Regions from separate parts of the Homo sapiens genome. Here region 2 is linked to region 1. A link is a contact called in ENCODE Hi-C or POLR2A ChIA-PET data. All regions are on one chromosome and are shown on one strand. The core of a region is the stretch at or near the end of the contact, and the rest is flanking DNA. Distances in the headings are between cores, read along the strand shown.

Evidence for each region. A loop is a pair of places that touch in the nucleus more often than their neighbours do. ChIA-PET counts read pairs that join two places held with the same protein, here RNA polymerase II (POLR2A). Pooled maps may share reads with other maps.
Region 2: a map of ascending aorta shows a loop between it and region 1 (2.7-fold over the local background). The contact joins the promoter of SLC26A6 here to the promoter of SHISA5 in region 1. A Hi-C loop is called at or near these places in 1 of 168 maps with a recorded cell type or tissue (ascending aorta), 2 of 37 single-sample maps with no recorded cell type and 10 of 50 pooled maps. POLR2A ChIA-PET finds 5 or more read pairs at or near these places in 2 of 52 experiments (GM12878 and HEK293).

The regions. Positions count from the first base shown.
Region 1 is chr3:48,500,028-48,505,910 of GRCh38, forward strand. It overlaps SHISA5 (shisa family member 5), which reads right to left and starts at 4,147. Exons shown (of 6, transcript NM_016479.6): 1 at 3,992-4,147; 2 at 1,110-1,266. The coding sequence starts at 4,067. RefSeq lists silencers at 3,802-3,851, 3,862-4,341 and an enhancer at 4,679-5,232.
Region 2 is chr3:48,633,505-48,639,691 of GRCh38, forward strand. SLC26A6 (solute carrier family 26 member 6) reads right to left here and starts at 1,957. Exons shown (of 21, transcript NM_022911.3): 1 at 1,867-1,957; 2 at 1-131. The coding sequence starts at 1,889. It overlaps CELSR3 (cadherin EGF LAG seven-pass G-type receptor 3), which reads right to left. Exons shown (of 35, transcript NM_001407.3): 34 at 6,170-6,187; 35 at 2,959-4,728. The coding sequence ends at 4,701. MIR6824 (microRNA 6824) reads right to left here and starts at 194; the gene lies at 132-194. RefSeq lists silencers at 1,396-1,495, 1,886-2,165.

The DNA of each region.
Region 1 (5,883 bases), core at 2,897-5,396:
ATGGCAACTCCACAACCAGATGTGTTTCCAAGAGAATTCTTACACAGCTCCATAAAAGGAGGTATACCAGATGCCCACTGAAGCTATCTATCATGACAACCATTGTGGATTCACACCATTCAGAGGGACACAGCAGTAGTGGGCAAGGGCCAGATGTGCCACAGCAATGTGGCTAGGTCTTACACTACACCGACTTTGCAAGAACTCAAATAATGAAAAGGATGTACCTTATACATAGCAGACCATAGCAGACGGTTGCCTGTGGGGTGGGAAAGGAATGAAATGGTCCTGACATATTAAAGTAAATATATAGGCCAGGCATGGTGGTGCACACCTATAGTTCCAGCTACTCAGGAGGCTGAGGGAGGAGGATGGCTTGAGCCCAGGAGTATGAGACCAGCCTGGGCAACATGGTGAGACTCCATCTCACAAAAATAAATATGTAAGATAGCGGGGGTTGGTCTTGCCCAGACCCAGGATGATCACCTGCCATGAGCAGAGGAGTATGACCATCTCAACCCTCTACACCGAGGCCAAACACAAAGGAAATACAGAATACGGCAAAGAGCCACACACAGGGGCCTGGAACCTTGGTCCCAGCCATGAAACAGTCTACACCCAACATGCAGGTAAATTCATAGGCTGCGCTGGGAGGACACAGATAGAGCTCACACTGGGGCACATGCTTACGCACTGCACCCTACAGGCTCCACAAGCGGGTTCTGAACAAAGGATACCCCTCAGGGGCATGCGCATACTGTGGGGTATAGTCAAGCCCAAGTACCCACCCTGAGGACATCTTGGCACAGGTACACACCCGGGGTGAGTCACAGGACCAGCTGAGGCCAAGGACCTCTAAGAAACCTGCTCAGCCCAAGGCTCAGCAAGCTGGAGCCCTCAGGGTAGGGAGGAGATGGACAGGGGACTAACTGAGCAGGTCTAGGGGGTCCAGCCCAGAACAGGGGATCCCTAAACCCTCTGCTCCAATGCTCTGGCCACCATCTTGAGAGGGCTGAGAGGCCAGAGGGGCAGAGCTATCTCTCTTCCACATACTCTCCTGTGGGGCACAGGCTCAAGCCACCCACCCTGTGACCCACTGGTGCACCCACCTGGCCTCAGGCACAGCACACCTTTCCTCGCTCCACACAAATTTCTTCAGCACGTCAGAGCAGCAGTATTGGTCATCACAGGTACCACAGCAGAAATCTGGACAGGACTCGGGGAAGAGGCTGAGTCCACGGGAAGCCATACACACCTCACCACGTGCTGGAGAGGAGAAACACATCTGTTCACCTGTGCCCACGGGCCAGGCCCCAGCAGACACAGCGCCCTCCCTGGCACAGCCACCAGACCACACACACACACACATGCTGCACCGTCTCTGAGCCACCCTAGCCACAGGCCACCTTCTGACCCCTGGCCACTGCTCCCCCTCAGCCTTGCCCTATCCCACGGGCCACAACAGAGCTGCCCTAACTGGGCTCCCTCTCTCCCTCACCAGTGCACTGGCCTCCTGATAGGAGGGTGAACTTTCTCAATGTGAGTCTGATGGGGCCACACCCTGCTCTCAAACCTCCCCTAATTCCCACTGCTTCAGGATCAAGGCCCGAGTTTCCAAGCAGGGTCTAAACTGCAGAGTCCTGAAGATCACTCCAGCTCTCCAACCTGTCCACACTCCGCTCACATTCTTGCCTGGTTCCTATCTCCTGCCTTTCAACTCTACTCATCCTTCAAGGCCCTACTCCAGGTGGCCTCCTCCAGAAGCTGCCCAGGCGAGAAGTCACACAGCTCAACACCTGCAGGGGACCAGACACTGGACTGTCCCTTTCTTTCTTTTTTTTTTTTTTTTTTGAGACAGAGTCTCACTCTGTTGCCCAGGCTGGAGTGCAGTGGTGCGATCTCAGCTCACTGCAATCTCTGCCTCCCAGATCCAAGCAATTTTCCTGCCTCAGCTTCCCGAGTAGCTGGGATTACAGGTGCCTGCCACCAGGCCCAGCTAATTTTTTGTATTTTTTAGTACAGACAGAGTTTCGCCATGTTGGCCAGGCTGGTCTTGAACTCCTGACCTCAGGTGATCCACCCATCTTGGCCTCCAAAGTGCTGAAATTACAGGCATGAGCCACCGCACCCCAGCCAGACTGTCTAGTTCTTAATCCTCGTTCACTCTCTCCCTCACTCAACCACAGCAACCTCAGCCCCTGCTGGGCACCACAACTGCAGGGGCCTGGCTCTCACAGACCACCCCATAACCATGATGGCAGGCTAGATCCTGGTCAGAAATTGTCACACCCACCATACCAGCGTTCATAAAGCACTTAGCCCCGCGCTGGGCCTGCAGCAGGTGTCCAGGAAATGTCTGTGCCTTCCAGGAGTTTGAGACCAGCCTGGGCAACAGGGCTCCAAGGCAGTGGCACCATCTGTAGCCCTGGAGCCATCACAAGACTCTCAGCACAGAGTTGGGATCTACTGACATCCTTACAAGTCTCAATAAACGAGGTCATGCTGAGGGGATCTGGCTGACAACAAATGTGGAAAATAACCCAGGTTTTTGGATGACCACAAGGTTTACAAACCTCCAGGAAGATGCTACAGTCAAATGTTCCCATGTATCCTCAGGCTACATTAGCAGAGACCTGTGCCCACTAACAGGAAGGAACAGTACCGGATTCTGCCAGGGCAGACTCCAAAGAGAATACCTAGTCCAGCAAGGCCCACAAGTCCGCAGTAGGCAGGGGACAGGTCTGATGATAGCCCTGAGGCATAACTACATCGGCCTGGAAACAGTCTGCCATAGCACGTGGCCTCTGGAGACCCAGCCAGGCCAGGCACCTGGCCATGTGCAGCATCTGGTGCCCGGGCCTGATCAGGACACCACACACCCCGAGGCTGTCAGTAGAGTGAAGCCCAGAGACAGAGACACCAAGTGACCTCCTTGGGAAGAGGGAACTTTAGTGGGGAGTTGGGGGGAACTGCACTTCTTGGCAGCTCCAGGCAGAACCCTGCTCTGGGCAAAGCCATGGAGCAGAGGATTGGACCATTGACAAGCCCAGTTTGGCCAGCTGCCCACCTGAAAGCTGGTATCATCAGCATGGCCCGTGCCTGGTGGCTCAGGTGAACCCATATGCAGCAAGGTCTTCACAGCCCAATCTGAGCCTCTGAGCTAGGGCTGAAGACACACCGGTGAGGCTGTTTAGGCTGAGTCCATGGCACAAATGCTCTCTGACCCCCAGACCTCACTGAATCAGTGACCGACCCTCCTACAGGCTCACTCCAGGAGTGGGCGGATTCTGGGCACAAGTCTCCCCTTTCTCATTTCTCTAGCCCAGGTCCTCTGGATTCATCCCAGCCCCCAGGAAATACAGCCTTCCCCTCCACGAAGCCACCCACCCCAAAAGGGTCTTTGGCTTCCCATGGGTGGGCAGGGGATTGTTCCAATTCCTAACCCTTTAAAGGACCCGCCCCCAGCCAGCCTTCCAGACTCTGTGAATCACCTATCTGCAACCAACACACACAGTGGTGTCTCCACCCCAGAGGCCAGCCTCAGCGCCGGGCTCTACAGGAACACAAGGGCCAACGGAGGCAGCGGTGGGGGCTCCCAGACATTAAACAGAGGCAAAGAGGGAAGGCCTCTGATGGAGGGGCCAGCTCGCCCTGCAGCCACCCGCCAGACTAAAGCCAGGCAGGGAACCCTACCCTAGCCTCTGGGGACTCCATCCCCTGGAACATGGGCGGGAGGGCAGACCCCTCCCCACCGTTCCAGGACAGACAAAGGTGGCAGCTGCCTGGTGTCTAGGCAGGGTTGTTCAGGCAAGGAGGGTGCTGGGGTGGAGGAGGGGTCCGCAGTCGTGGGGGTTCGCTGACGGCCTCGGGGCAATCAGGGGTCAGTGGGGGGCATAGTGGGGCTGGTGCTGCCCGGCTCGTTGGAGAGGCAGCGCGGGGAAGTGTCTGCCCGGTCCCAGGGCAGGACGGGCCGCCCCCACCCCCGGCTCACCACCCGGAGGCGGCGTTAGCAGCAGCAGCAACAGCAACGGCAACAGGATCCGCGGCGCGGGGACCGGCGCAGTCATGGCTGGGCGGGCGGACGGGCGGACGGACGCGAGCGCCGGGCGCAGTGCCGCCACAGCCTCAGTGATCCGCGCGGCCGCCCCTCTCCCTCGCCCCGCCCCGCCCCGGCCCGGCTGGTTCCCGGAACCTCTGTCCGGGGGAGCAGGAGGAGGAGGAGGGAGGAGGAGGGAGGAGGGAGGAGGGAGGAAGGTGGAAGGAGGAGGAAGGAAGGAAGCGGACGACTTCCCAGCCTCGGGGCCAGCTTCGCGCCCGGGGTCTGCGCGAAAACTTGGTACCGGTTCCCAGACTCGGACAGGCGCCGGGCGACGCACGGAGTTTCCTTCTGCTCACCGGATGCATGGGGGGCGGCGGCGGCCCCCAGCTCTCAGGCCTGGAGGGCGTCCCCGGGAATATGCACCCTGACACTGAGCGCCTACTGTGTGGGCTGGGGGACAGCCACAGCCATCCCTCCCAGCCGCAGTCCCGGCGGATCCTCACTTGCCCGAGGGCTACGTGAGGACTAGGTGAGGCGGTGCGAGGACAGTGCCCAGCGCAGACCTTGGCACTCAGTAGACACTCCACAAATGCCGGTTCCCTTCTACAGGCCCAGTCGCCAGCTCAGAGGACACTCGATCTCCTGCCCCCTGGGACTGACACCATCATCCCAAGGTGATCCCCAGCCCCAGCCCTGGCAGGCTCAGCGCTGGCGCAGTGGGCCAGGACTGAGCTAGAAACTGGCAGCTCCCAGGGCACACAGCCAGGCCAACTTCCCACACAGGGCTCCGCCCCCTCACTTCGGGGCAGGGGTCCAGGCAGAATCAGGGATGTTGAGTCATTCTTCCTTTTATGCCCAGAGTTCCTGACCCACCCCCACTCTGCACCTAGCACAATCAGAACATTTCACTCAAGACAGAAAACGTGAAATGTCACACTAGTGGGGCACCCAGGCTGGGTTGTGCACCCTGTGTGCCACCATATATTTCTCACCTAAAGGTGGGGGCATCGCTGTGGACAAAGAGAAACCCAAGGGGACAATCTGGGATGTTCCCAGTAGTTTCCCAGGCTAGGGTGTTAGAACAGGGAGAGGAAGGCCTGGGTCTCCAATAAGCCCCCATCACCTCCTGGCCAAGAAGGGCTTAAGACTCACCGTGCTCAATACACATGTGGGGGGCAGGGATATGACAGTTCCCAGGCAGGATGCCCTCTGGGAGGGTCTTAGTGAGGGACTGGAGTCACATCCTCCCTGACAGCCCAGCCTGGTTATCCCACCTCTGCCTCCTGAGCGCCACTCTCCAAAGCTGGGTGCAGCCTAGGTCCCCCTTCTGCAGAATGGCCAGTGTATGCTCCTCATGTCCAGCTCTAGAGCCATCCTGTGTTCCACACCCTGGGTGCCCAGCCCTCTGCCTCCCTAAAGGTTGCTCATTCCACTCTGCACCATCCACAAGCTTGGTTTCTTGTTCCTTGGTTTTCCAGTCCCTGCCCCCCAGCCAAGCTCCTAAGAGTTGTTCTAAGCCTGGGCAACATAAGGAGACCCCATATCTACAGAAAATTTTAAAATTAGCTGGGTATGGTAGCAAGCACCTGTGGTCTCAGCTACTTGGGAGGCTGAGGTGGGAGGATCATTTGAGCCCAGGAGATGAAGGTTGCAGTTATGATTGTGCCACTGCACTCCAGTCTGGGCAACAGAGCAAGACCCTGTCTCAAAAATAGAAAAACAAGGCCTGGTGCAGTGGCTCACACCTGTAATCCCAGCACTTTGGGAGGCAGAGGCAGGCAGATCACCTGAGGTTGGGAGTTTGAGACCAGCCTGACCAACATCTCCATGTTGGATAGACATGG
Region 2 (6,187 bases), core at 707-3,206, 130 kb after region 1:
TAGGTGCTGAGCCCCAGCGCCCCAGCTCCTCCAAATGCTCCTGGTTCAGCAGCGGCCGTTCCATGTGGTAGTCTCGCCTCCGCAGGTCCATTGCTTGTGTTGCAGACAGCAGTGCCTGTGTGTCCCTCGGTCTGGGGTGGCAAGACCAGAGAGACACAGTGAAGGCATCCCTGGCCCAACCTCCCCTACACCTCCACCTAGGACCAGAGAGTTACCTACCTGATTTTTCCAGGCCCTAAGATCAAGGTACAGTATTCCAGCCCCCAGCTGGCATCTGTGGGCCACATGTCCAAACTCAGACAGGGGCAGTACCTGAACTTTGGCTGGTGAGAAAGCCTCTTTCTAGGACAAAGTCCCCCAAGTAGGGACTGCAGGATGAGCACTAGCTATACCTCCAGCCGAGATGTGGCAGCCCAGTGCTGAGTGTTCTACCAGTCCAGGTCCCAGGCTGCTCCCTCCCCCACCCAGTCCCTCTCCAGTCCCCAGGTCCTCCTCCAGCTGCCCCGGGAGCCCACTGCTGGCTGAGAGCACACTCAGGGAAGGGGTCCAGCAAACCAGGGGTCCAGCTCCTCAAGCAACTCCTTTCCCAAGCCTCAGGCCTCAGATGAGACCCTCCCCTCTAAGGGAAGGAAAGTGTTGGAGCCAAGCTTGCCCCTGGGCCTCCAGCCCCAGGGTCCAGGTTGTAGACGGCTCAGGCCTGTTATGGGGAAGCCAAGGACTGGCTCTCACCTGAGAAGGAGCTTGCTCTTGGAGTGGCAATCTCTCACCTAGAGGGAGAGGCTCCCACATGGAAAGGGAAGTACCCACTTGAAGTGGGGGAAAGAGCTCACCTGGGAATAGAAGCTTTCAAGGGGAATCTCACCTAGAGGGATCTCTGACCTACCAGGGAATCTTTATCAGCCTGGCAAGTTCTGATACAGGGGGAATCTTCCCTCTGCCCAGAGGCACCTACTTGAAGTCAGAGAAAGATCTCACATGGGAAGAAAAGACCTAGAGGGAGAGGGTTCTCACCTGGGGGGTACTCTCCCATAGAGAAAGCTCTGACCTCGGGCGAGGCTCCCACGTGGAATGGGGAAAAGCTGTCACCTGGGAATAGATCTCACAGAAGGATCTTACCTGGGGGAAAACTCTAGCCTGTTGGGGAAGCTTTCACCAGTCAGGAAAGTTCTGATCTAGGAAAAGCCCTGACCTGGGGAGAGGATCCCATTTGAGGGACAGGAACTCACCTGGGAAGCGCCTCTAACCTGGCTGTACTGTTGGAGGAGTGTGGAGTGGGTGCAAGGAAGATCCTCAGAGACTCTTGGGACCGCTATCTCAAGGAGATCGTAGAGCCCCCTCTCCTTTCCTACGTGAGTCACTCAGGTCTTCTTAAAGGGCTCCCTCCCCCGACAACTTGGGACCCGCGTTTGGAGGGCGGAGCCTTGATCATTGGCCCCTCCCTGTAGGAAGGCAACTGGGGCCAGAAAGGCCGGAGCGCTCACTCCGGGATCAGTGGAGCTGGGTGGACTCGGGACTCAGCTGAAAGCAGCTAGTCCACGGGCCGCTGCCAGGGACTCCCGTGCCCCACGCACCCCCGCCGGCACATCTCCTGGCCGGGCTCCTCCGCACGCAGCTGCCTCCCTGTGGCCCGGGATGGCCCTCGGGCGTCACACCAGCGGCTTTCCGCACAGCCCAAGGGACTGGGGTCGCGCCGGCTCCCGCCCCCACCCCTTGCTGCAGAGGGGCAGCCGCCTGCAGAAAATCAGCAGAGGTAAACCGAGGCGTCGCAAGCGGAGAATGCCTGCTCCAGCGAGGCGTCGCAAGCGGAGAATGCCTGCTCCAGCGAGGCGCTCGCGCGGGGCCACCGGGAATGTGCGCTGAACTCACCCCGACGCATCCGCCAGCCCCATGGCTCGCAAGTTGTCCGGTGCGGGCTGCTCCTGCTGCTCGAGCTAGAGGCCGCTACGCTCCGGAAGGCGGCGCCGGGACCGGGTGAGGCCAGCTGCGCTCTCCCGGGGGCTAATCCCGGGGCAGGACGGGGAGGCTTGGGCCAATCAGCGCGCTGGGGCGGGGCCTAAGTGGCGCGCGCCGGGCGGGGAGAGACTGGAGAAGGAGGATTTAACCGCTTCCTCCCCGGCGACCTGGCCTATGAGGCCTCTCGCTGCTCGCCCGGCCCTCTGCCCGGAGCTGGATGGGACTGCAGAACTGGAACTAAGCACCCGCGCCGGGCTGGCCGCAGTCGCGCCCCCAGGCCCTGAGTAGGTTGGAGCTGATCCCAGGTCCTGGCTCGGCGGAAGGTGCTCACGGAGTGGGAAAAGGAAACTCCACTGGCCGGTGACCCCAGCCTTAACTCGTAGGGGATCCAGGTCTGTGGGGCCTCTCTTGCCTTCAGCTGAGAGCGCCACCCGCAGGCTTTCTGCGACTACGCATCTCTTTGAGACCCGGAGCCAACGGTCCCCAAGTCCTCCCCTTTAACTCTGGCCACCCAGGCCAGAAATGGTTGGAGGATCCCCTCCGCTGCACTAAGCACAGCCCGGACGTAGCTCCCAGAAGGTTACTGCGCGGGCCGCCGAGGAGAATGGTGGGGGTCAGTGCTGTTGGGTGGGCGTCAGTGCTGTTGGGTGGGCAAGGCAGGAACTGCAAGAGCAGTTCCTCAGGTTGGTTTCACCGCAGGTGAGGGCAAAAAATGCCGGGTCAGGGCTGCAGACCCTGAAGAATTAGGAAGTCCTGTTGCCGTTGCCTTGACCAGCGGGGAGGTTTTCCTTAGCACCTTATTTTCAGCACCTGTGCTCCAACATCAGGCCCCAATTACAAAGTGAGGGGCCAGATTTCAAGGTGAAAGAGATCTGCCATGAAATGGGCTAAAAATAGCTGGATATTCTTGGGAGGGGCTCAGATTCCTCCCAAAGGTCAGTCTGGCTTGAATCATTCACAGCTTCCATCCTACCTCCCCAGCCCCCAACAGGAAAAGGCAACAACTGTTTTCTATAGAAGTTTATTCCCAAAACAGAGCGCGGCTTCACGGAACAATTTACACAGACAGGAAAGAGGGCCGCTGGGCTGGAGGAGGGGAACCCCAGAGAGGGGCATCTACGAAACCTAGGACATAGTAAAGACACCCTCCCACCCCCAGCAGGCCACTCAGCCCTTCAAGAGCTGGGGTCCTTCTCGGTAAGGAGAGTTTGGGTCCTGGCTGGTGGGATTTAGCTCCAGTCAGGGAAGTAGAATTTCTAATCTCCCAGGAAGCTGCTTCCCAAGAGTATGCATGGGGTGGTGGGTGAGGAGGTGTCTGCACAGACCACCCCCCAGCCCTGCACAGCCACTCTCCCCCGTGGTTAGAGGACGCCTACTCTCAAGGTCTTCTGGATCTGCTGTTAAACGGGACTCAAGGCTGACCTTCGGCCTGGGAGACCTGGGGGTTAGAAAACCCCTCAAGATGGCCAGGTCAGGGTCCTCACAGGTGGGTCCTCCAAGTCCCTCTCCCACTTTCCCTACCTTTCACTTGGAAACAAAGGAAAAAAAATTATCTACTGTAAACAAAGTGTAAAACTCAAAGTTTTGAGTTGTAAACAAAGTAAAAACATTTTTTGAATCTGGACTTGTAAACAGTAACAAAATTTTAAAGTCTTCAGTTCTGGACAGCAGACAAAATAGCAAAAGTAAGAGTTTTGTGAACAGGGTCGTAACAGTCATTTTTCCCTTTTTAAGGGAATAAAGGAGGAGTGGAACGGAGTCACTTCCTGCAGCCCAGGTGCCTAGGGCCACGGAGGATCCTGTAAACATAGGAGGCAGTGGCACCTACATTCTGGGTCTTGAATTCCCTTGTTTCTGCTCCCTTTGCTCACCTTCCCACCCTACCCTTCGGAATCAATTCAAGCAGGGGGCAGTGTCAGGGAATCAAATGGCACCACAGACAACTTTTGCTTGCTGCAGGGGCAGGTGAATGACCCCTCCACCGACCCTCTGCAGGAATGTCTGACTAGAGGCCCGAGCCCCTCCCCGTGGGAGACAGGGAAGCCTTGCTCTGTAAACACGACATCAGCTGCTCCACCAGCACCCCACAGCATCAGTCCTAGGTCATAAGGCAGTAAGTGGCAGGGACTCCACATAATAAACACACACATCCACCAGGAGGGGCGGTATGAGCAAGCCCCCATGAGGAAGTCAGAGGACCCCTGTTTCCAAGACCAACCCCCAGCCCCAGAAGTTTGGCCTTTGGAGCATTCAATAAAAAGCAAAGAACAATTCTGTACTTTGGGCCCCTGACGATACTCAGATCAACTTGGGGGTGGAATAGGGGGAGGAAGGCATGTGTCCCACCCATCTGAGTCCACCCCAGGAAGGAGAGAGAGATGAGCATAGGGTTTGCTCAGGACCCAAATGGGGTCAAACTGCATCTCTCCCTCTATCTCCCTCCCCCTCCCAGCCCAGCCTCAAACCCCCCAGGAGACAGAAAAGCTGAAAAATAACATAAGCATCTCTCTGGTTACAAAGGTACAAAACGTATAAAAGTCTCCCTCCAGTCCCCCGTCTCTGCACCTGTCACACGCATGCTCACAGATGCACATGGAGCCTCAGCCCTGCCACACCAGGTAGAGCTGGGGCACCCACCACTGGGGAGCAGGAGGCTGCCTTGGGATCTGCCCCCACTCCTGGAGTCTCTCCTGTTAGCCTAGATCCTCTGTCGCCCTCAGCTGTTCCTCGTCCACGCCGTCATCCCCTCAGGAGTGACCCTCACTTCTGGGAACTCTGGAGGCACATGAGGAAATCAGAGGTTGATGCCCAGAGGACTCCGAGTCAGGCGGCTCTGGACTCCCCCACCACATTTGGCCTGGCTGCTTCCCTTGCCTCCACCACTGCTCTCGCCTCTTAGCCCCCAGCCCCTTCATGCCCACTCCAGGGTTCTCAGAGTCCTCCATTCCGCGCCCCTAGACTCAGCCAGGCTCCTTGGCTGCCCAGGTGTTTTCTCTAAGTGCTTCAAGAGCACCTACTGTTTACAGATGCTATATTGAGCACTTGACAGATATTATCTCATAGATTTCCACATCTCAAAGAGTTTGTTACTACAGACTTCTTTACAGATGAGGAAACTGAGGCCCAGAAAAGCTTGCCTCTGCCTAAGGTCACGCAGCTAGTAAGGTAAGACACAGAGCTCAAACTCAAACCTGTGCGACTCCAGAGCCTGGACCCCTGCTCAGTCCCTAGTCTACCTCCCAAACAGCCAGACCCCAAAGCTAGACTGCAGGGGGACCCAGGCCGTGGGTTAGCTCCCTCTGGTCCCCACCCCCAGCAGCCCTCAGTGCCCAAGCCCCAGGATCCCCAAACCCCTGCTCTTTCCTCCTTCCTTTGTCCTCTCTCTGCCCTGGGTCCTGCTCAGTTCTGTCGATCCCCTGCCCCACCCCTAGGGCCCCCTTCCTCCCCAAGCCATCTCTTACCCCACAAACCCCCAGAGCCTGACCCAGCTGTTTCTCCTCCTTGAAACTCAACTCTCCTCTTGGCTTACAAGAGACCTGGAAGCTCCTGGTTCCTCCCCACTCCCACCAGTCCCTCTCGGACTCCTGTGTATCCAGCTATTTCCTGGGTCTGTCCGCCATCCCCTTCCCCACAGATGCTTCACACATACCCGAGATGAACCAGGTTCCAACTCAGTTCCTGTGAGCCCCACCCCAAAGTGTCCACAGACAGGAGGAACTCAATGTTGACTGAATACATCGATGAATGAATGATTTATCCTCAACAAAGCAAGCCCTTCAGCCTGGTATATCCTGGCACCACTTCCAGCCTCTCCTTGTCCTATATGACCCCCTAGGCGAACCTTCCCAAGCAAGGCCTCCTGCTCTCCTCCCTGCCCCTTGCATATTCCAGGTCATCTCCCACTTCTAGGCCTCAGCTCCTGCCCTCCCATTCGCTAGCTCAGCCCATCGGATGGCACCTATTTCTCCTTAGCCTGGGAGGTGCTGGGAAGGCTGGCTGGCTCCAGTCACACAGCCAGCAAGTCCCTGCTAGTCACACCCCCATTTCTTGCCAGATTCCTGTCCCCAGCCTGTGGCCCTCTGGCTGTGCTGAGCCTGGGGTAGCCCACACCTGTCTGCCAGCCCTCATCCCCTTCTGTGGCAGAACACAGGGCAGGGCACACAGGAGGTTGCCCTAAGCTGATGAGGGTGCAAGCAGGTGGCTGGACCATACTTACTCTGAGTCTGGCGACAGC